Regions from separate parts of the Mus musculus genome. Here region 1 is linked to region 2. The links are chromatin loops, found by intact Hi-C in ENCODE. Cell type or tissue: gastrocnemius. All regions are shown on one strand. Links, peaks and the distances in the headings refer to the core of each region. The heading gives the core; the rest is flanking DNA.

Region 1 (11,782 bases), core at 3,783-11,782, 230 kb after region 2:
CCTGGGACATAAACTCTAGAAAAACCAGTCTATGGAGGGTGAAGAGCAGTTTGGAACTAAAATCCATAGTCTTTGAGATCAAGAACCCTCAATGTCTAAGGAAACTGACAGATCTTCAAACAAGACTTAAGCAGATCCACAAAAAGTGTGCAACAAAGAAGTACCTATTCCAGTCACTATTCTGGATTGCAAACCTTTCTGTTTCTATCACAAAATAACACACATTTGTTGTAGAAAGTATCTAGAAATCACCAAGATTGAGAAGGGATACTGGTGGGGGCTGGAGAGATGGCTCAGAGGTTAAGAGCACTGACTGCTCTTCTAGAGGTCCTGAGTTCAATTCCCAGCAACCACATGGTGGCTCACAACCATCCATAACAAGATCTGACGCCCTCTTCTGGAGCACCCATAAAGAGGAGTGAGTGTGCAAAGTTGTCTTCTGACTTCTTCATGTACACCACGGCAGTCAAGCCCAAACAGACACACACAGAGACAATAAAACATCAATTAAAAAGTAAACAGAGCCAGGCAGTAGTGGTGTACACTCAGGCAGGTGGATTTCTGAATTCCAGGCCAGCCTGGTCTACAGAGCAAGTTCTAGGACAGCCAGGGCTGCACACAGAGAATCTCTGTCTTAGAAGAGAGACAGAGAGACAGAAAGAGAGAGAATAAACAGAAAGCCTGCCATCAGAAAACACCCTTGAATAGACTTCCCACATTTTGTTTGTTTGGTTGGTTGGATGGTTTTTTTGAGACATGGTCTATGTGGCCCTGGCTGACCTGGAACTTGCTATGTAGATCAGACTGGCCTCAAAGACCTTCTAGCCTCTGGCTCCTGAATGCTGGGATTAAAACTGTGTACCACTACACTGATCAAAGTCTCTACTTTTTAATTTCAGGCCTCTTTACACTTTTAAAAAAATCAGAGGCCTAGCAAACACATAAGTGGATGCTCACAGTCAGCTATTGGATGGATCACAGGACCCCCAATGGAGGAGCTAGAGAGAGTACCCAAGGAGCTAAAGGGATCTGCAACTCTATAGGTGGAACAACAATATGAACTAACCAGTAACCCCCAGAGCTTGTGTCTCTAGCTGCATATGTATCAAAAGATGGCCTAATTGGCTATCACTGGAAAGAGAGGCCCATTGGACATGCAAACTTTATATGCCCCAGTACAGGGGAACGCCAGGGCCAAAAAGTGGGAGTGGGTGGGTAGGGGAGTGGGGGGGGAGTGTATGGGGGACTTTTGGGATAGCAATGGAAATGTAAATGAGGAAAATACCTAATTTAAAAAAAAAATATATATATATAAAAACAATAATTGCCCAAAGACTTTTAGTTTACATTACTTATTTCAAATACTACCTACCTTAGAAACTAAAATTGGTTCAGGTTGTGGTGGCATACACTTTTAATCCCAGTACTCAGGAGATCTATGAATTCCAGGCAGCCTGGTCTATAGAGTTCCAGAATGGCCAGGGCTACACAGAGAACCCCAATCTCAAAAACAAAAACAAACAACAAACAAACAAATTCTAAAACTGAAAATTTTAGACTCCGAAGCATCACTGCTCTTCTCTATAGTTATAATGAAAACTCTTCCTTCACCTTGCAGTCTGAAGGCACCTCTTACCCCTGTGTGACCTTGTATCACATATGATCTACTGATCCCTTAGAAAACACTAGTTCCCTCAACACACCTGTAAATATCACACTGGTATAGACAGCACAATAGCAATACAATTTCTCTAAAACAAGCTATTTTCCTCAAAAGGAAAGACAAATTTTAGTCTGAGGAACTACAATCTATCAGATGAAGTTTCAAGTAAAAATGGTAGTCCAAAAGAGAAAAATTAAAAAGTGGCTAGTTCAGGTCACCATGCAGAACAACTGCTCCAGTGTTGTTACTGGGGATACCACCTCACCTCAGTACACAGCTAAAGGTTTATATATAATCCTATTAGACCTCAGAGTATCAAAAGGATATGTGCATAGGCTGGAACGATGGGTTGACAAACTAAGTTGGTTTCTGGAACCCAAGAACAGGTAAAAGAAGACAAAGGACTTCCCATAGTTATCTGTCCTCTGACCTACCTACACACACACACACACACACACACACACACACACACAAACATTCCTGACATACATTCATTCCCCCCCCACACACACACAACAATAACATTAATTAGTTTATTTTTTTATACACATACACAAAAGGATGAAGGCAGGTTGGAAGCACCTACAATTTCAACACTTGGGAGTGGAGCCAAGAGAATCAGATAGTTTAAGGTCATTCTCTCCTACACATTGAGTTAGAATCCTGCTTAAGTTACACAATGAGTTAGAGGCCTGCCTAAGTTACACAAGACCCTGTCTCTCCTCTGAACCCCTGAAAAGTACCAGAGATACCTAGGCCAGGATTCCTAGATGTGACTTTCCTGGGTCATTGGTAGCTCATTGTATTTTAGTTTAGCCAGAATTCTCTAAAAGTCTCCACCGACTTTCACTATCTGGAGTTACAGCATACTCAGTAGATAACAATGTTTTAAGTTGTGAGTTTGAAGGAGCTGTCGCACACATTTAATCCCAACACTCATGAGGCAAAGGCAGGCGGATTTCTGAGTTCGAGGCCAGCCTGGTCTACAGAGTGAGTTCCAGGACAGCCAGGACCACACAGAGAAACCCTGTCACAAAAAAACCAAAACAAAAAAACAAAACAAAACAAACAAACAAACAAACAAACCTCAGATCCAACCTGGAATAAATGTATTCTTTGAAGAAAAAAAAATTGCCACTGCTGTCTATCTCAAACAATGCTAAAAAGAACTGACTCAAGGTAGAGGAAAAAACCAAGGTGCCCACACTTGAGTTGAAGTATATGTGGACAAGAAAATAACAAAAAACAAAAAACACCAGGCTAGAAAAATGGTTCAGAGGTCAAGAAAGAGCATATACTGCTCTTGTAGCTTCAGGGAGGAGCTGATGTCTCTGGCCTCCACAGGCATCTGAACATATGCACCCACACATACACATAATTAAAAATAACTAAAGGAAAAGGAGCTAGACATATGGCTTAGTGATTAAGAGCACTGGCTGTTCTTCTAAAGGGCCAGGGTTTGATTCCCAGCAACCTACAAGACAGCTCACAACCACCTGTAACTCCAGTTCCAGGATTCCCAGTGCCCTCTTCTGGTCTCTGCAGGCTCTTGCACACATGTGGTGCACATACATGCAAACAAAATACATACACATAAAACTCTTTTTAAATAATTACAAGTAAAAGAAAATAAATAGGTAAAAGAAAAAACCAACATCATCAACAAAAAGAGGTACTGGAGAGAGAGTTCTGTAGTTAAAAACATGTGCTGTAAGTCCGGCAGTAGTGGCGCACGCCTTTAATCCCAGCACTCAGGAGACAGAGGCAGGCGGATTTCTGAGTTAGAGGCCAGCCTGGTCTACAAAGTGAGTTCCAGACAGCCAGGGCTATACAGAGAAACCCTGTCTCGAAAACAAAAACAAAAACAAAAACAAACAAACAAACAAAAGACACATGTGTTGCTCTTAGAAGTCCCAGGTTCAGTTCCCAGCATCCCCACAAGTGGCTCATGATGATCTGTAACTCCAGTTCGAGGGATCCAACATCATCTTCTGACCTCATGGGTATCAGACACAAATGTGATGCACACACACACACACACACACACACACACAAAACACTCATACATATAAAACAAAATAAACCTTACAAAAAGAAAACTTCAATTATCAAATTGAAGGTGCCCATAAGTTCACCCAAAAGCAACCACTGTTTATAGCAACCACTTGTTGTTAAATAGTAATGACAGAATTTCAAAGACCCTTGCATGCACTACATTTGCCTATGTATGGTTACTGTGTGAGGGCTCGATTGCTATTTTAATATTAAGTACTCTGAGAAATCTCAGGCTGCCACAGTACAACCAGGACCCTGACTAACTGGGTCCTGGCTGCCTCTGCCACATTAGTCTAACCAGCCCTTAACTGTTAGTCAATAGCACAACATGTGCTGTCAGCATTACGAACCAAATAGGTTCATAAATAAACGTCAAAGACAACTAAGCAGGAAGAAAAGATACCGTCATTGAGCTATTCCTTATTGAAAGCAACACAGCCAGTCTCAGTTCAGGAGGCACACGGCTTCCACACTCAACTTTGCCCACCTACATCCAAAACGAGAAGTTTCAAGTGCAGCTCATCACTGAGAAGGTCAAAAGATATCATGTCGGAGGCTGGAGAGATGGCTCAGAGGTTGAGAGCACCGACTGCTCTTCCCGAGGTCCTGAGTTCAAATCCCCGCAACCACATGGTGGCTCACAACCATCCATAATGAGACCTGATGCCCTCTTCTGGGGTGTCTGAAGACAGCTGCAGTGTAGTTACATATAATAAATAAATAAGTCTTTAAAAAAAGAAAGAAAGAAAGAAAGAAAGAAAGAAATGTGGAGATATTTAAAAAAAAAAAAAGATAGCATGTCAACTAGGTTCTGTCTTAACCTTTGTGTGCGCAAACCACTTTGAAGATATAAGTGTTCCATAAACAAAGCAATAAAAGACATCCATACACAGGCGGTAGAATCCCAGCTTTTAGAGAGAGCAGACAGGAAGAACTTTAGATGCTTCAGAGACACTTAAGTGCAACCCCTCCCCCACGAAATGCTGGTCCCTAAACAGTTAAAGGGCTTGCCCTGTGTCAACAGTGAACCAGAAGTGGACTCAGGCTAGAAACAGCAACTCAAGCAGACTGAATAAACTCACAATTTTCTTATACAAAGAATTGTTCCACCACTTTTGCTACAATAGTAGGGGGGAAAAAAGGGAAGGAAGGAAGGAAGGAAGGAAGGAAGGAAGGAAGGAAGGAAGGAAGGAAGGAAGGAAGAAATGCTAAGGAGACCCAGAAGGAATTGACACATATATTGTTTCAGAAACTTCTTTGATGCTTAAGGAAAAACAATGATCAGAAACCTGGAGAGCACTCACCGTGTTCCACAAAGACATTGCAGTGTGGGCCCCCATGCCTCGATGAGTCCCTCTTCCCTGCCCCTTTGATAAAATGCAGGGCGGGCAAACTAGGCCTTCTTTGGTCCCCAAGAACTTTTCCAGGCTGCTGCCCCATAAAGCAATAATAGGTGCCCCTTTCCAGAAGAGGGTTCAAGACTTTTCAGAATGGTCCGTGGGGGTTAGCAGGCAACAGTATATACCCAGAACTTCACACCACCGTCTTGGGTCAGTAACTTGGGTCAATCACAGACAGACAACTTCCATGACAAAGGGAAGCTGGGTTTGAGGTTCACACATGTAAACAGGAGCCTGGAATTCTTTTCCAGGGTAATTAGTTTGAAGTCATGTAACCGCAATGCCAAAAGTTTCTTCAATCTAAGTCTACGTTGCGAGCTGAGGAACACTTTCTTTGCAAGAGGGGAACTTTAGATAAAACTATTCACAGAAAAGTCAGAAAAGGGCCAACGGCACTGAAAGTCATTTCAACTCCCCAGCGAGAAGCAAAGGCTGAGCTGCTTTTATATTCTCTGCAATCTTTTCTGTGGAAGTCAACCAATCCCCTATCTCTGTCTCTCCATCTTGTAACAAATTTCCTGCCGCTCTCACTTCCCTGCCCTGCTCTCCGGAAAAATGACACGGGTCACACAGATCTCATCGAGAGCTTGCTCTCCACTCTGCCGAGAAGAAATGCATGACCAGCAACTTTTAAGTCCGCTTTTTAAAAGGCCTGTGAAACCAATCCAGACTTTTCCTTTGCATTAAAGTTTTGGGCTGCACTGTGACCAAGGGGGCTGTAGGTGACATTGGAAGAAGTCAGGACATCGGAGGCCGGCGAAAGCAATCTGGGAGGACGCCCCGAAGATCTCTTGACAGCAGGGAGATGGTTTGAATGAGGGACTCCGTGGCAAACTTGGGGTTGAAATCGAGCGAAAGGCGGTCTCGGGGTGAGAAAGAGACTTCCCAGGCAGGGCGCGGGAGGCTTATTCGGGGGCGACGCTCCTCCTCAGGAAACAGGGTGTTCCAGGTAAGGAGAAACAGAGACCACTCTGGGTGTCCCAGAGCCAGAGCAGGACTAGGAGGGACGAAGGATTCCCGCGGTCCGGAACCTGGAGGCAGCCACAGGGGAGGAGGCCCGGCGCCTCAGCTGCCCCGAGCCCAAGGGTCTCTACCCGAGACACCCCTCCCCCGGCACCGGCCCCTGCCACCGCCGCCGAGCAGTCACATGCCCGGCTCAGTCCAGGAACCCGGCTTCTCCAGCCAGTGAGGGTGTGTGCCGCGTTAGGAGTCCTCAGCCGCAGGACCCGGCACCCGGTTCCAGCTCCGACGCCTCTCAGGGAGAGACACCGACCCCCGAGGCCGCCATAATGGATTACGAGCCGCGCCACAACGAGGCCAGGCCCCGCCCCCGATCCCGCCCCCAGCGACGCCGGAATTCCCCGAGCGAGGTCCGATAGACCACAGGCGCCGGTCTCCCACACGCCGCCGCACCTTCGGGTTCCAGCCTCACTGCCTGCGACAACCCGGCTCCGCACGACCTTTTAAAGGTAGCTTTTCTGAGCTCAAGGTGAGAGATGAGGAAGCGCCCGCCCCTTCTTCTTTGTCATTGGTCTTCGATAACCAGTGATAACCCTCACCACCATCCAGTTAGCCAGTGAGCGCGAGAGCCGACAGTTAGCAGCGATCGGTGGTGCCACGAGGAATGCTGGGACTTGTAGTCCCGGCGCCCATAGGCTGCTCGCAGAGGCCCAAGCCTCCAGCTCCCATAGCTACAGAGAACTGGCCCCGCCTGCTGGGAGACGGTGGACTCTGGTCAGCCGAAGTCTTCACTGCTCTAGTAGCTAGACCGCAGGAGATTCAGAGACAGGGGAAAACTACGGATTGGAGTTTTCCAGAACCGGAGTTGGATTACTTCTTTGAGTTTCGTTAGGGGAGAAACTTTGGCTCGATCCTAGAAATCAAGATGACCGGTGCGTTATCTCCTCTTCACTAGGGAAAGCCCCAAATATGGGAACCTGGAAAGAAGTATTGAGAGAGTGATCCTTTGGGATAGGAGGTTGAAGAAACAGCATTTGTTCAGTGTGCCAGGCGAGATCGTGCATTCGTGTATGATTGTTTTATTATGAATCCTTTCACAGGTGAGACACGTGTCCTCCTAAAACTCAAGGTAAGTCGAAATTTGTCCAGGTTATCAGACCTCAAAAGTCTGAGAAACTACCCCACACCTGGAGAGTTCATCCTCTGGTCCCCTAGTTATCATTGTCCCTATTACTGGGACCGACCCATTTCTAAAGGGGCTCACTCATCACAGCACTCACACTATCCCTACTTTTACATTAAATGCTTTACCACATGCAATGCTGTTCCCACAACACAGATGGAGAAGCATTCATCGCTGTGGTTGAAGTGTCCTTTAAAAGTCACTACTTCTTGCTCTAAAGCATGGCTTTTCTACCGAAGCACTCAGTACCAAATAACTGTTCAACAAAGAAAATGGCATTTTGATTAGTAAAGAACAGTCATGTGGCTGAGTGATAGTGACCCACGCCTTTAATGCCAGCACTCGGGAGGCAGAGGCAGACGGATCTCCGTGAGTTCGATGCCAGCCTGGTCTATAGAGCAAGTTGCAGGACAGCCCGGACTACACTGTTATCAAAACAAAACAAAACAACAGAAACAAAAGTCACTTGAAATACTGTGAAGCAAATGAAAATTTGTGCCCAGATTTAGAACTGGAGTTTATAAATTCACTCACAGAATAATATGATTGTCACATTATTTGAATTGCAGTTTGGCTGTCCAGGTTTCTCTTAAATTGTACGGCCAGTCTTCAAATAGGTGTCCTGGCTTCTCTGATTATCTATCTATGCTCACCCTGATGACTGTAATTTTTCTTTTTTTTTTTCTTTTTTTAAAATATTTATTTATTTATTATATGTAAGTATACTGTAGTGTGTCTTCAGACACTCCAGAAGAGAGCATCAGATTTCGTTACAGATGGTTGTGAGCCACCATGTGGTTGCTGGGATTTGAACTCAGGACCTTTGGAAGAGCAGGCAGTGCTCTTAACCACTGAGCGATCTCACCAGCCCCCTATTTATTATGTGTATGTAAGTACACTGTAGCTGTCTTCAGACACACCAGTAGAGGGTGCCAGATGACATTACAGATGGTTGTAAGTCACCATGTGGTTGCTGGGATTTGAACTCAGGACCTTCATAAGAACAGTCAGTGCTCTTAACCGCTGAGCCATCTCTCCAGCCCCAATTTCTTTCTTTTGAATAGTCTATTTTTTAATTCCTGTCCCTGCTTTAACCATTTCCTTTCCCTACCCACATTTTTCATTCTCTGGTTGAACTTTAAATAAACAAGCAAATTGCAACTTTTAAAAAGATATTTTATTTATAAACATGTATGTGTACTTGACTGACTTTATGTGCACCACTATCATGTCTGTTGCTAACAGACTCTAAAGGGCATCAGAACCCCTGGATGAGACATAGTTATGAGCTGGACACCAAACCCAGATCATCCGCAAAAGCAGTAAGTGCTCCTGATTGAACCACCCTTCAGCACCTGGAACTGCAACTCTTCAATAACTATTTCTTGAACTAACATTACTCAGTTTGGGCTTTTGAGAGGATTTCCAGCCCAGGCTGCCCTTAATCTCTGAGAGTGCCCTTGCACTTCTGATCTCTCTGCAACCAGCTCACAAGGGCCGGGGTTACAGGTATGTTCTACCAAGCCTGGTGTAAGCCGTGCTAGGGATGGAACCTAGAGCCTCAAGAATGCCAGGCAAGTGCCCTACCAAAGTGGCTACACCACCATTCCTGGTAATGGGCACCCATTTCCTAAGCACCCGTTCCTGCTGCTGCTGCTGGCCTACAGCACTGAATAGTGCTTCTTACCCTGCGGGAATACAAAGGCAGAAGCAGGCAGTCGGTTGGCAAAAGAAGCAGTGATCCAAAGATCAGTTTGGGAGCTGCAGAGATGCTCAGCTGCTATAATGCACTGGCTGCTCCTCCAGATGACCCAGGTTTTAATTCCCAGCACCCACATGGTAACTTACAACCACATGTAACTCCAAGAGATCTGATGCCCTGCTGGCCTTGGAGGGGACCTGGCACACCATGTGGTACAGAGACATACAAGCAGACAAAATACCCATACACCCTTAGAAGACAATCAGTCTCAGTGCAGCAAACTACACTCCTGGGTCAGCAGGAGTTTCAGCTGTTCCACCCTGGGCTCACACCTGGCTTTGGCACCCTCTTAAAGCTGCATCCCGTCCTTCATTCAATTGCCTGGGACTCGTGTCAGTTTCTCCTCTAAATTGGCTTCCTCACCTAAAAGCAAGGGACATTGTTGCTTACTGTCCGGTATTCTTGAGATGAATTTGCCCTTGGTTTCCCAGCCTCAGGCGTGCCTCTCCCCTCACTGCAGGGCTGTGCAGAAGAACCCTTCTCCCATACCATCAGCGTTCAACCCCACTTTTCTTTCAGATAAGCTCCAAGCCCCACTTGTAATTTTCCTCCAAGAGAAGTACTTTTTTTTTTTTTTTTTTTTTTTTTTTTTTTTTTTTTTTTTTTTGGATTTGCTCTTTTTTGAGACAGGGTTTCTCTGTGTAGCTCTGGCTGTCCTGGAACTCATTCTGTAGACCAGGCTGGCCTCCAAATCAGAGATGTGCCTGCCTGCCGCTCTGGTGATGGGATCAAAGGTGTGCACTACTACCATCCAGCTTATCTGTTCCTCCTAAAGACTTATTTTTGACTGACTTGAGAGGCTTTCGGTGTGGACAGTCTACATCTCCTGGAAATCTGTCCCTGGGGTTTTTCTTTGGTCTCCTTCATTGTCTTGCCCAAAAGTTTAGCATATTCTGCAGCTAGACTCCTCCTCGTGTGTCTTAGTACTGTTTGTTTCTTCAGGCCAGCGCGTGGATGCTTATGCTGCAGGATAGTGAAGAACTGGCACTGAAGCTTGGCCTTCTGGTCCCGAGCTTCCTTCCTTCTTCATGGGTTTCTTTCTCTTTTTTTAAAGATTTATTATTTTACATATATATGTAAATACACTGTAGCTGTCTTCAGACACACCAAAAGAGGGTGTCAGATCTCTTTACAGATGGTTGTGAGCCACCAGGGCAAGCTGGAGAGGGCAAGTGCAAGTCTGTGTGGATGCCAATCTGAGTGTTTCAACTGGTTTCTGTAAGAAAAAGGGCATGAAAGAGACCCACGACTGACACATCCTGCTGCACCTTGGCTGGTGGGTCCAAAAGAGCTGTCAGAATCTGAAAGCTTTAGTCTCGAAAGAAGGTGGTTCCCACCACATTAGAAACCCATGGGCTGGAGAGATGGCTCAGTGGTTAAGAGCACTGCCTGACCTTCCGAAGTTCCTGAGTTCAAATCCCAGCAATCACATTGTGGCTCACAGCCATCTATTATGGGATCTGATGCCCTCTTCTGGTGTGTCTGAAAAGAGCTACACTATACCACATATAAGTCTTTAAAAAAAAATAAAATTATAAAATAAAAAAAAAAGGTATGAAGCTTGTGTTCACCATCCACTTCACTGAGTTTCTGATGACTGCTGGCTGGGAAGGATATATTCAGCCATCTTGACCAAGCTGACTGCCTAGGAGGCACCGTGACAAATAAGATACACTACTTTTTAACACTGGAAAACCTTTAAGGGTTCAAACTGCAGAATGCAGAGCGCAGCAGGTATCTGACAGGTTTTAGTTGGTTGGCTTAGTTTGGGTTTTTTGGGACAAGGTTTCTCTGGGTAACAACCCTGGCTGTCCTGGAACTCATCTTATAGACCAGGCTGTCCTGTGACTCATAAAAGGTCTGTCAGTCTCTGCCTCCCAGCAGTTCACCTCGGCTTTAAAGCAATGTTTGATGCATCTTGTACAGCTCATATAACTTTCATTAAAAGTTGTTCAATTCAATCTAATTTTATCCTTACTTTCATAAAGCAAAGCTCAGTAACAAAATTTCAGGTTTTTCTTACACCAACTGTAGTTAAGCTTGCCAGCAGTGCCCTCTGCTGGGCTATGAAAGCACATATCCAGTGAAGATGCTTTTGGGTTTCAGTGTCTTGCCAACAGCTTGGGAGAAACAGGTAAGGACAAAGAGACAGGCTCCCATTCCCAGCCCCGTAAGAGGTGGACAACTGCTGGGCAGTGGTGGCACATGTCTTTAATCCCAGCACTTGGGAGGCAGAGGCCAGGTGGATTTCTGAGTTTGAGGCCAGCCTAGTCTAAAAAGTGCCAGGACAGCCAGGGCTACACAAAGAAACCTTTCTCAAAAAAAAAAAAAAAAAAAAAGAGGTGGACAACCTGGAAACTTCTGAAATTTGAGAAAGGCAAACCCACCTGAAGTTGCAGACTCAGGGAATTCAGTTATCTGTGGATCCCTCAAACATGGGTTAAATTAAAAGTTGTCATCTATAACACTGTCTCAGAAACACACATATGCAAAGTTGTCTAGCGATGGTGCTATGATGATTAATCTTGATTGTAAATGTGATAGGATTTGAATCACCATGGAAACGGACCTCCAGACTGCTGTACTGTCAGCTTCTAGACTGGGGTGAGGTGGGAAGCAGCATCATCATTTCACTGGCTAGAGCTTGGGCTGGGTACAGAAGAGAAAGGCAAGCACAGGCATTCACCTGTTCCTGCTGTGGATACGATGTGACTTCACATGACAACTGCTATGTTAGATGAGTTAGCTCCTGTCACCAG
Region 2 (8,000 bases), core at 1-8,000:
CCTCAAAGGCTGTTAAATGCACCTCTGAGGGAAGAGCCGGGGAGGGGGAAGTCCTGCAGCAGAGAGTGGGAGCAGAGAGGATGGAACCTGGGAGGAGAGGGCTGTTTGCCTCTTGTTGCCTGATACTCACTAAAACCTGAACTCTGAAAAGTCCTCTGTGTGTGTGTGTTTGTGTGTGTGTGTGTGTGTGTGTGTGTGTGTGTGTGTGTATGTGTCTGTGTGTGCGCACGTGTCTGTACAGGCAAACGAGTGTGCATGTGTGTGGATGTACACATATGTGTATGTGCGTGAAGGCCGGAGATAAGTGTTGGGTGTCATTCTTAACTCTACCTTGTGTTTTGAGAGAGGACCCCTGAGCCCCACTGCTCCTCCTGGACTCCCGGTATCCCTCTGCCTCCCCAGCGCCGAGGGGAGAGGAATGTGGTCCCTGCCCTTGCTCTTTGTCTTCTGTGCTCTAAGTCTCAGACTCAGGTGGTCTGGTTTCTTCAGCATCACTTCCCAAGCTGAGCCTTCCTTTGAGACATGCCAACCTCATTGTTGGGGTTTTCTGCAGTGAGGATCCCAGGTCCCTTGGCTTCCTCCCAACAACTTTAAAAACAACTCTAAAAGCCCACATATAGGCCTTCCAAGGTTCCATTATATATGGCCAAAGCCCCAGGTCTGCAGTAACTCTCAGCATACTGGGAACTTGACAAGGAGACTCTGTCCTCAGAAGTCATGCTTGCCACCCTTGGACCATGCTCTGTCCTACCTGTCATACCCTAACCTCTGTTAGAGCCAGGGCAGGATCAGGGCTCAGGCTTGGTCTTTCTGGGAAACAGAGCACAAGCCACTCACCTCTCTGACCAGGAGGGCAGTGTGTGCACACCACATCTCCACTCTCTGGGATGGTTGCACAGGCTGATTGGCCAGGGCACGGACAGGGCTGGCAATCATCAGCACGGCCTGAGAAGGCGTTACCGTAGAAACCTGGCATGCACCGCTCACAGGATGGACCCTCGGTGTGGTGGCCACACAGGCAGATCCCTAAGGAGCAAGGCACTTGTTCACTATCTCAGTCCAGAAGCCCCTGGAACAGTGGTTCTCAACCTTCCTAATTCCTAATGCTGCGATTCTTTTTTTTTTTTTTTTTTTTGGTTTTTCAAGACAGGGTTTCTCTGTGTCGCTCTGGCTGTCCTGGAACTCACTCTGTAGACTAGGCTGGCCTCAAACTCAGAAATCCACCTGCCTCTGCCTCCCAAGTGCTGGGATTAAAGGCAAGCGCCACCACTGCCCGGCATGCTGCGACTCTTTAACACAGTTCCTCATGATGTGGTGACCTCCAACCATAAAGATTTTTCTGTTGCTACTTTATAACTGTAATTTTGCTACTACAGCTAGGAATTGTAATGTAAAGATTTTTGGAGATAGAGGTTTGCCAAGACATTGCGACTTACAGATTGAGAACTGCTACCCTAGACAGTGAGTATCCTGGTGGAGGAGTTGCAGGACACACATTGGTAGACTAGAGAGACAGGAGCTTGGGGTAAATCCCGGCTGAGCCAGACTGCCTGGGTTCACTTAAGGTTTGTGTGTGTGAGCTGGGAAAACCTTCTAACCCGCCCCTCGGTGGGTAAGAGGTGTGGCTCTGCCACCTACTGGCTGGGTGGCCACCTTGCACCTCAGATCCCTGTCTTAGAAGTTGGGATGGATGGTAACAGAGGCCACACCACAAATATGCTGGCAGGAGTGGATGGATGGGGTGGCAGAGCCAGGGTGGGGGGCAAGGGTGGGCAGGGACAACAATTGGACACTGTTCACTATTCCTGTCTCACAGCTCTCCCGACCAATGGAAGGCACAGCAATAATCCTCTTCACCTTGAGGGCCCCACCTAAAGGGAGACCCTGGCTCAGGCTTCCAGTCTTTCGGGGGCTCACTCTGTACAGGACCTATAGTATATACATGCTATTGGTATGGCAACTCTTGGTACTGGAAGACGGAGGATACCACAGACCCCCTTCTCCAGTCCAGCAACCCCTGGAGTCTGCTCAGAGCCTAGGGTCGTGACTCACCATGGGGACCCAAGAGGGGCCCTACAGGAGGCAACCAGCAGTGTCCAGCCATGGCTGTGAGGAGAACGGAAGAGAACTTCATTCCCTAGAGCCAGGGAGAATTCCTGCCTCAGCTCACACCCTCAGGCTTGATTCTTAGACTAGCTGCTCTACCCATTTTACAGACGAAGGCTTACTTATACCGAATGGAAAGTTGTGGCAAAGTCAAGGGCTCCGTGGGGGTGAAAAATCAGTTCAATCTCATGAGGAGATTCTGTTTCCTCAACAGGAGCTGCAGGGAGCATTATCCAGGAAAGGGTTGCGAGGCTTCATCTAGGCTCAATTGGTGATGTCTGCCAGGCACAGGAGCCATGGACAATGTTCTATGTATCAGAGATTCCACCTGTCTTGGGGAGGCAGCAGGGCGAAAGGCCTGTGACACAGAGGTGAAAAGGCCTGTGTCTGTCCCCTAGCGCCTCCTGGTCACATGACCTCTGGAGAGGTTTCTGTATCTCTGTAGGTATGAGAAGTAGCTCTACTGAATGACAGCCACCACCGCTGGTGGGAGGTGTGGCTCTGTCACCTACAGGTCATGAGGTCACCCCACTTGGAAACAAATGGGACAATAATGGAGAATATATCACTTGCATGTCTACAGGAATCAAGGAGAAGACATTAGGGAGGAAGGGGATGAGACTATCTTATTCCTTCCTTTATATTATTTATCTGTCTCTCCCAGGAAAAGAACCCACCCACGGCTCACTCCGTCAGCTACCCCTGAACTTCAGTGCAAAGAGCGTTCTGTTCTTTTAAATATCTAGACAATTCCTGACCTTCATGGACTTTGTCTCCATGGCCTGGGCAGTGTATACTACTGCTGTCTGTACTGTATAGATGGGGACATTCGGGGAGAGAAGTGACTTTTCCAAGCAGTGAGGACACTTGGCTTGTGGCTTTGGGTGAACACCCATGAGTTCCTGTCATCTGTGCGACTCTCTGAATGTCTTTCTCCTGTTGCTATCTGTGCTGGTAATTCTCATAGCACCTGCTGGGAAGCAAGGCTCTGAGGGGCCTTTCCCAGGGCCTGCAGGGTGTGGTGGTGGTGGAGGAGGCGTGGGCAGATGCCTGAAGAGAGGCTGGCTGAAGGCCCCCTCAGGTGCATACAATCCCTGGCCCCTAGGTTCCACTCAGGACTTTTGTTATAATAGGCGAAGTCCCAGGGAACAGGGCAAGGACAGGCCAGTGTCCATGTCTCCCAAGGGCCATCTGTGAGGTCCAGTCCTCATGCCACCGTGTCTGCATAGCTCAGGGAGCTTTGGAATGGGATTCTGGGGACTTACCTGTGTTGGGGTCACAGGTGCCATGCTGGTTGCAGGTGCAGGGAATGCAGTTGGCATAGGGACCCCCATGAGGTATTTCTCTCTTGTATCCCAGAGCACAGAATTCACAGAACTGGCCTGTGTATCCCTGGGGACATAAGCAGGTCTCCACCCAAGAGGCTGGAGGGGCAAGCTCACGCTGGGGCCAGGCCGATGTGAGCTGAACTTCACACAAGAGCACTTGGCCTGCAGAATGAGAAGCAAGGGGGGACCTGCATCCATGTCCAGTCGATACTTCCTGAGAACCCACAATGGGGCTCATGCATGCAAAGGGGTCAACTGTTTGTTTGAGACAGGGTGTTCGCTGTATAGCCTGTGCAGTATTCAAGCTTGCGATCCTCTGGCCTTGACCTCTTAAGTGCTGGGATTACAGGCATGAATTACTGCTACGCCAGGCTTGAAGAACAATTTTAAAATTAACAGTCAAGGCCGGGCATGGTGGTGCATGCCTTTAATCCCAGCACTCGGGAGGCAGAGGCAGGCAGATTTCTGAGTTCGAGGCCAGCCTGGTCTACAAAGTGAGTTCCAGGATAACCAGGGCTACACAGAGAAACCCTGTCTTGAAAAACAAAACCAAAAAAACCAAAAAAAAAAAAACAACCCAAAAAACAAAACAAAACAAACAAACAAAAAAACAGTTGGGTGAATTTAGAATCCTTATCAGCCCATGAAGTGGATGAGGTGCAATGCCACTGTTGGCCAGCAGGGTGAGCAGTGCTCACAGGAAGATGAGGGACGGGATGGTACAGGATTCTGTCAAGGATGTGAATCGGCTTCCTAGAGTTGTTCTTCCCCAGGACTTCCTGCTCCCTGCCGTCCAACCCCTGCCTCTGCCCTCAGACACACTTCTGTTGCCTTGTGCAAGTGTCCTGATTCCTCAATCTCAGAGTCCATGCTGGGGGAACTCCACGGACAATGCAGGGCCAGGACCCATATTCTAAGGGTGTGAACTGTTATCATACTACCAGAATGGCCCGGTCCTTGGCCACTGGTCCAGATGCTCAGAGCAGTCAGATTGGAAAGCAGGCGCTGGAAGTGGAAGGTGGGCAGTGGGGACTCTGCCTCCTCAGAAGTCTCCTGCAAGCTGTAAAGGACAGAAAATCAATGGGACAGCCTGATGTAGGGACAGGTGGTGCCAAGAGGCTGGGGTCCTCAGAGCCTCCCAGTGTGCCTAGCCCTCAGAGGCCACTCTGCCTGCCACCCCACTCCCACCTCTCAGGACCGGGAGGACACTTACAGGAACTGGAGCTGAACTCGTCTTGGCTGCCTGGTGTCCTGAGGGCTGGGTAGACTGGAGGGCCTCAGAGACAGAGCCAAGCCTGCTCCCTCCAGTCTCAGCTGAATAGGAGGTGGGGAGCCTCCAGGGGGTACTTGGAGGGTCAGTATGACTGGCTGTCCATAGCTGAGTCTCTGGTCTCCCAGGAACTTCTCTGAAGATAAGAGGGAAGAGCTTTGATAGCTCCATATGCTTAATTTGATTCTATCATCTGTATTCTTATTTGTTTATTATCTATCTATCTATCTATCTATCTATCTATCTATCTATCTATCTATCTATCTATCTATCTATCTACCTATCATTCAAATGTAGGAGTACTCTGTCTGCATGTACACCTACATGCCAGAAGAGGGCATCAGATCCCTTTATAGATGGTCATGAGTCACCAGCCACCATGTGGATGCTGGGTCTTGAACTCAGGACCTCTGGAAGAGCAACCAGAGTACTTAACAGCTGAGCCATCCCACCAGCCCCTAGCATTTGCATAGATGGCAACAATAAACCATCCAAGCACAATGCAATCCAAGGCCAGGGCTGGGGAGATGTCTTAGTGGTTAGAGTGCTTGACACAGAGTGACAGAACCAGAGTTTGGGTTCCTAGAACCCACACTCAATGGGCATGGTGGCCTGCTGTAATCCCAGCCTCAGAAGCTGGAGCAAGGAAATCTCTAGAACAAGCTGGCTAGTGGGGGACTGGCCTGTCAGCGAGCTCCGGGTTTGACTGAGACACCCTGCCTCAATGAACAAGGCGGAAGAGAGATGTCAGATGATTTCTCACATTAACTTCTGGCTTCCGCATGCACTTGCGCCCATACACACGATTGTGCCCACTCCCATGCAAACATGCATCTCTCTCTCTCTCTCTCTCTCTCTCTCTCTCTCACACACACACACACACACACACACACACACAGAGTATTTTGATGATTTCACATTTGCCGTGCTCTGACTGAAGAGTCATAATACCCAGAGTTGTCCCCAGGCATAATCCCTGGGGTCTAACCAGAGGCGATTTGACCAGGTCAAAAAGGACTAAGCTGCAGCTAGAGTAGGAGAGGTCTATTGGATTATCCAGTAAGGTCCAGGGGATCTCCAGGGAGGAAGAGACGAAGATCAGTTGTGATCATAAGAAGGACAGCTTTTCTGAAGGTGGGGGAGGGTGTGGACTCTGGAGGGGAGACACAGCCCTGTGACGTGATGCCCAGTCCCTGCTTCCGGTTTCCAATACACAAAGAGAATAAATGTATGTGTTCCATGCTACCGAATCCATGGCCACTCGCCAGCACCTGTTTGACTGGCACCCCTAAGCTTGTGCTGAAAGAATCCTTCTAGTAAAGTATTAAGAGGTGGGAATTCGCCAGGCCATGGTGGCACACGCCTGTAATCCAGCACTCAGGAGGCAGAGGCAGGCGGATTTCTGAGTTCGAGGCCAGCCTGGTCTACAAAGTGAGTTCCAGGACAGCCAGGGCTACACAGAGAAACCCTGTCTCGAAAAACCAAACCAAAACCAAAACCAAAACCAACCAAACAAACAGAATTCACCTACTCTGAAGATCTGAATTATTAGCAGCAGCGGGGACCTGGGAGGTGTGGCCAATGGGGACTGACTGTTACCTACTTGGGGCTGAGAGTTCCTCCCCTCCTCGCAGGCCCAGGAGGAGCCCACTCTGGCTCCATTGCAGAGGACGCTTGGACACTCCCATGCTTCTGATCTGCCAGCCACCAGCTCCTAAATATCGAACACAGAATATTCACCCCAACAGTGACGTGCAGTGACAAGTTCCAGCAGGGCTCTAAAGTCGGAGGGAGTTTGAGGCCAAGTTGGGTCCTCGTCCCGGACAAACCTTGTGCAAGGTTGGCAAGAACTCTATCCACTGAGCTACATCCCTAGCCCTCTCTTTGTTGTCTTAGGATTCAGAAGACAAGCCTTTGGCTAGTTTCAGGCCAATCACTGCTATGTGGTACCCTGCTTTCTGTGTGGTGTCCAGCAGAGGGCCCACTGCCTCTGTATCTGGACATCCTGAAATTGATGTCCAGTCTTTAAGACTAAACTCTCAGGTGTGGGGGAATGTTCCAAGGAGGATTGCTGGGCATCTGGACTCTGATGGATTACAGAGCTTGGAGTTGCACCCTCTTGTTCCAAAGACACAATCATAGTAGCCAGAACCAATCTCAGATAGACCGGATGTAGTCTGTAAACTGTGAATGAGAGACCTGCCTACAAGGATCCTGAGATAGCCTAGAACAGGGAGCAGCACTGGCTGGCATACAGACGGTGCTTAATAAATGAAGGCCAAGAGTCTAAGCTGAAACTCACATATACTGAGGAGACTAACTCTCCTGCTGGTAAATGGAGGCTGCCCTACAGGACTCAGGGTTGCCGCAGCAATACCCAGTTTTCCAGTGCCACCTGATGGTAAAGTGTAAGAGGCTGGAGGGGTGGTGGTTGGGGAAGGAGCCCCGGGGCAGTGGCAGGTGATGGGGGATTTCCTTTCCCACCCTACACACCACGGCTGTGGGGCATAGGGTGTCTTTCCAAAGGGGGAGATGGTGGAAGGGCTGTTGCTGTCCCCATCCCAGCTTCCAAATTGAGATTCTCAGCCAGGGCCAAGGAAGGCAGACCTCATGCACAATTACCATGGCGGAAGTCTGAGCGGATGTGGTGTTCCTGGAACCCGGCAGCAGGAGAACACACCTTGGAGTGGCCATAACAGAAGCAGCTGCTGCAGCCCACTGGATTGTGGGGCTGCAGGTTAAATGTCCCAGGGCGGCATCTGTAAGAGAGTCAGACTGGGTCACGTGAACAAGCCAGGATGGCATAGGACCAGGATCCAGACGATTAGGACTCCTGGGGAAATTTAAGCAAATATTTTTATTTTTATTTTTCTCTTAAAATCACAACTTACACAGACAAGATGGACAGTCCCCATGCCTGCCTGTTCTGTGTCTCTGCTGCTGATATATGTCCTGGAAGCCAAGATCAGCACCACCTAACTAATGTTAACAAGCTCTAGGCTGTGTCTGGGTTTCTTTTCTTTTCTTAATAATATGTTTCCCTGCTCCAGGACTTGACACTGCATTTAGCTTCTCCCTTGTGTCTTCTGATTTGTAAACATTTCCTTCTCATCTTTTGAGGCCTTGATACCTTCATTTCTGTGTTTTTTTGTTTCTTTGTTTGTTCAAGGCAGGGTCGCACCATGCAACCCTGCCTGGCCTGGAACCCTCTATGTAGACAAGACTGTGGCCTTGAACTCAGAGAGATCTTCCTGCCTCTGCCTCCCAAGTACTGACCCTAAAGGTGTGCACAATAA

What was found. Hi-C counts contacts between places; a loop is a spot of excess contacts. Peaks named below come from ENCODE experiments on the same cell type or tissue, not always from the same donor. Only the 100,000 strongest peaks of a DNase experiment are listed, where the experiment ranks them.
Region 1: a loop joins it to region 2, with 2.7 times the contacts of the local background. A loop is called at or near these places in 18 of 42 quality-filtered maps.

Annotation. Positions count from the first base shown.
Region 1 is chr2:31,683,183-31,694,964 of GRCm38, reverse strand. It overlaps Gm13427 (predicted gene 13427), which reads left to right and starts at 6,496. Exons shown (of 4, transcript NR_153862.1): 1 at 6,496-6,607; 2 at 7,034-7,207. It also overlaps a transcript of Abl1 not described here. In gastrocnemius, for the core only: CTCF peaks have their summits at 6,833 and 11,072 (motif pointing left); DNase peaks (open chromatin) are centred at 6,470, 6,754 and 11,083; H3K4me3 peaks cover 3,625 bases; H3K27ac peaks cover 2,350 bases.
Region 2 is chr2:31,911,454-31,919,453 of GRCm38, reverse strand. Lamc3 (laminin gamma 3) reads right to left here. Exons shown (of 28, transcript NM_011836.4): 8 at 7,327-7,463; 9 at 6,308-6,418; 10 at 4,648-4,840; 11 at 4,376-4,494; 12 at 3,372-3,596; 13 at 838-1,026. Among named protein-coding and RNA genes, the nearest start is that of Lamc3, 28 kb to the right of the region's middle. In gastrocnemius, for the core only: CTCF peaks have their summits at 1,635 (motif pointing left), 4,102, 5,032 (motif pointing right) and 6,671 (motif pointing right); DNase peaks (open chromatin) are centred at 1,630, 4,115 and 6,676.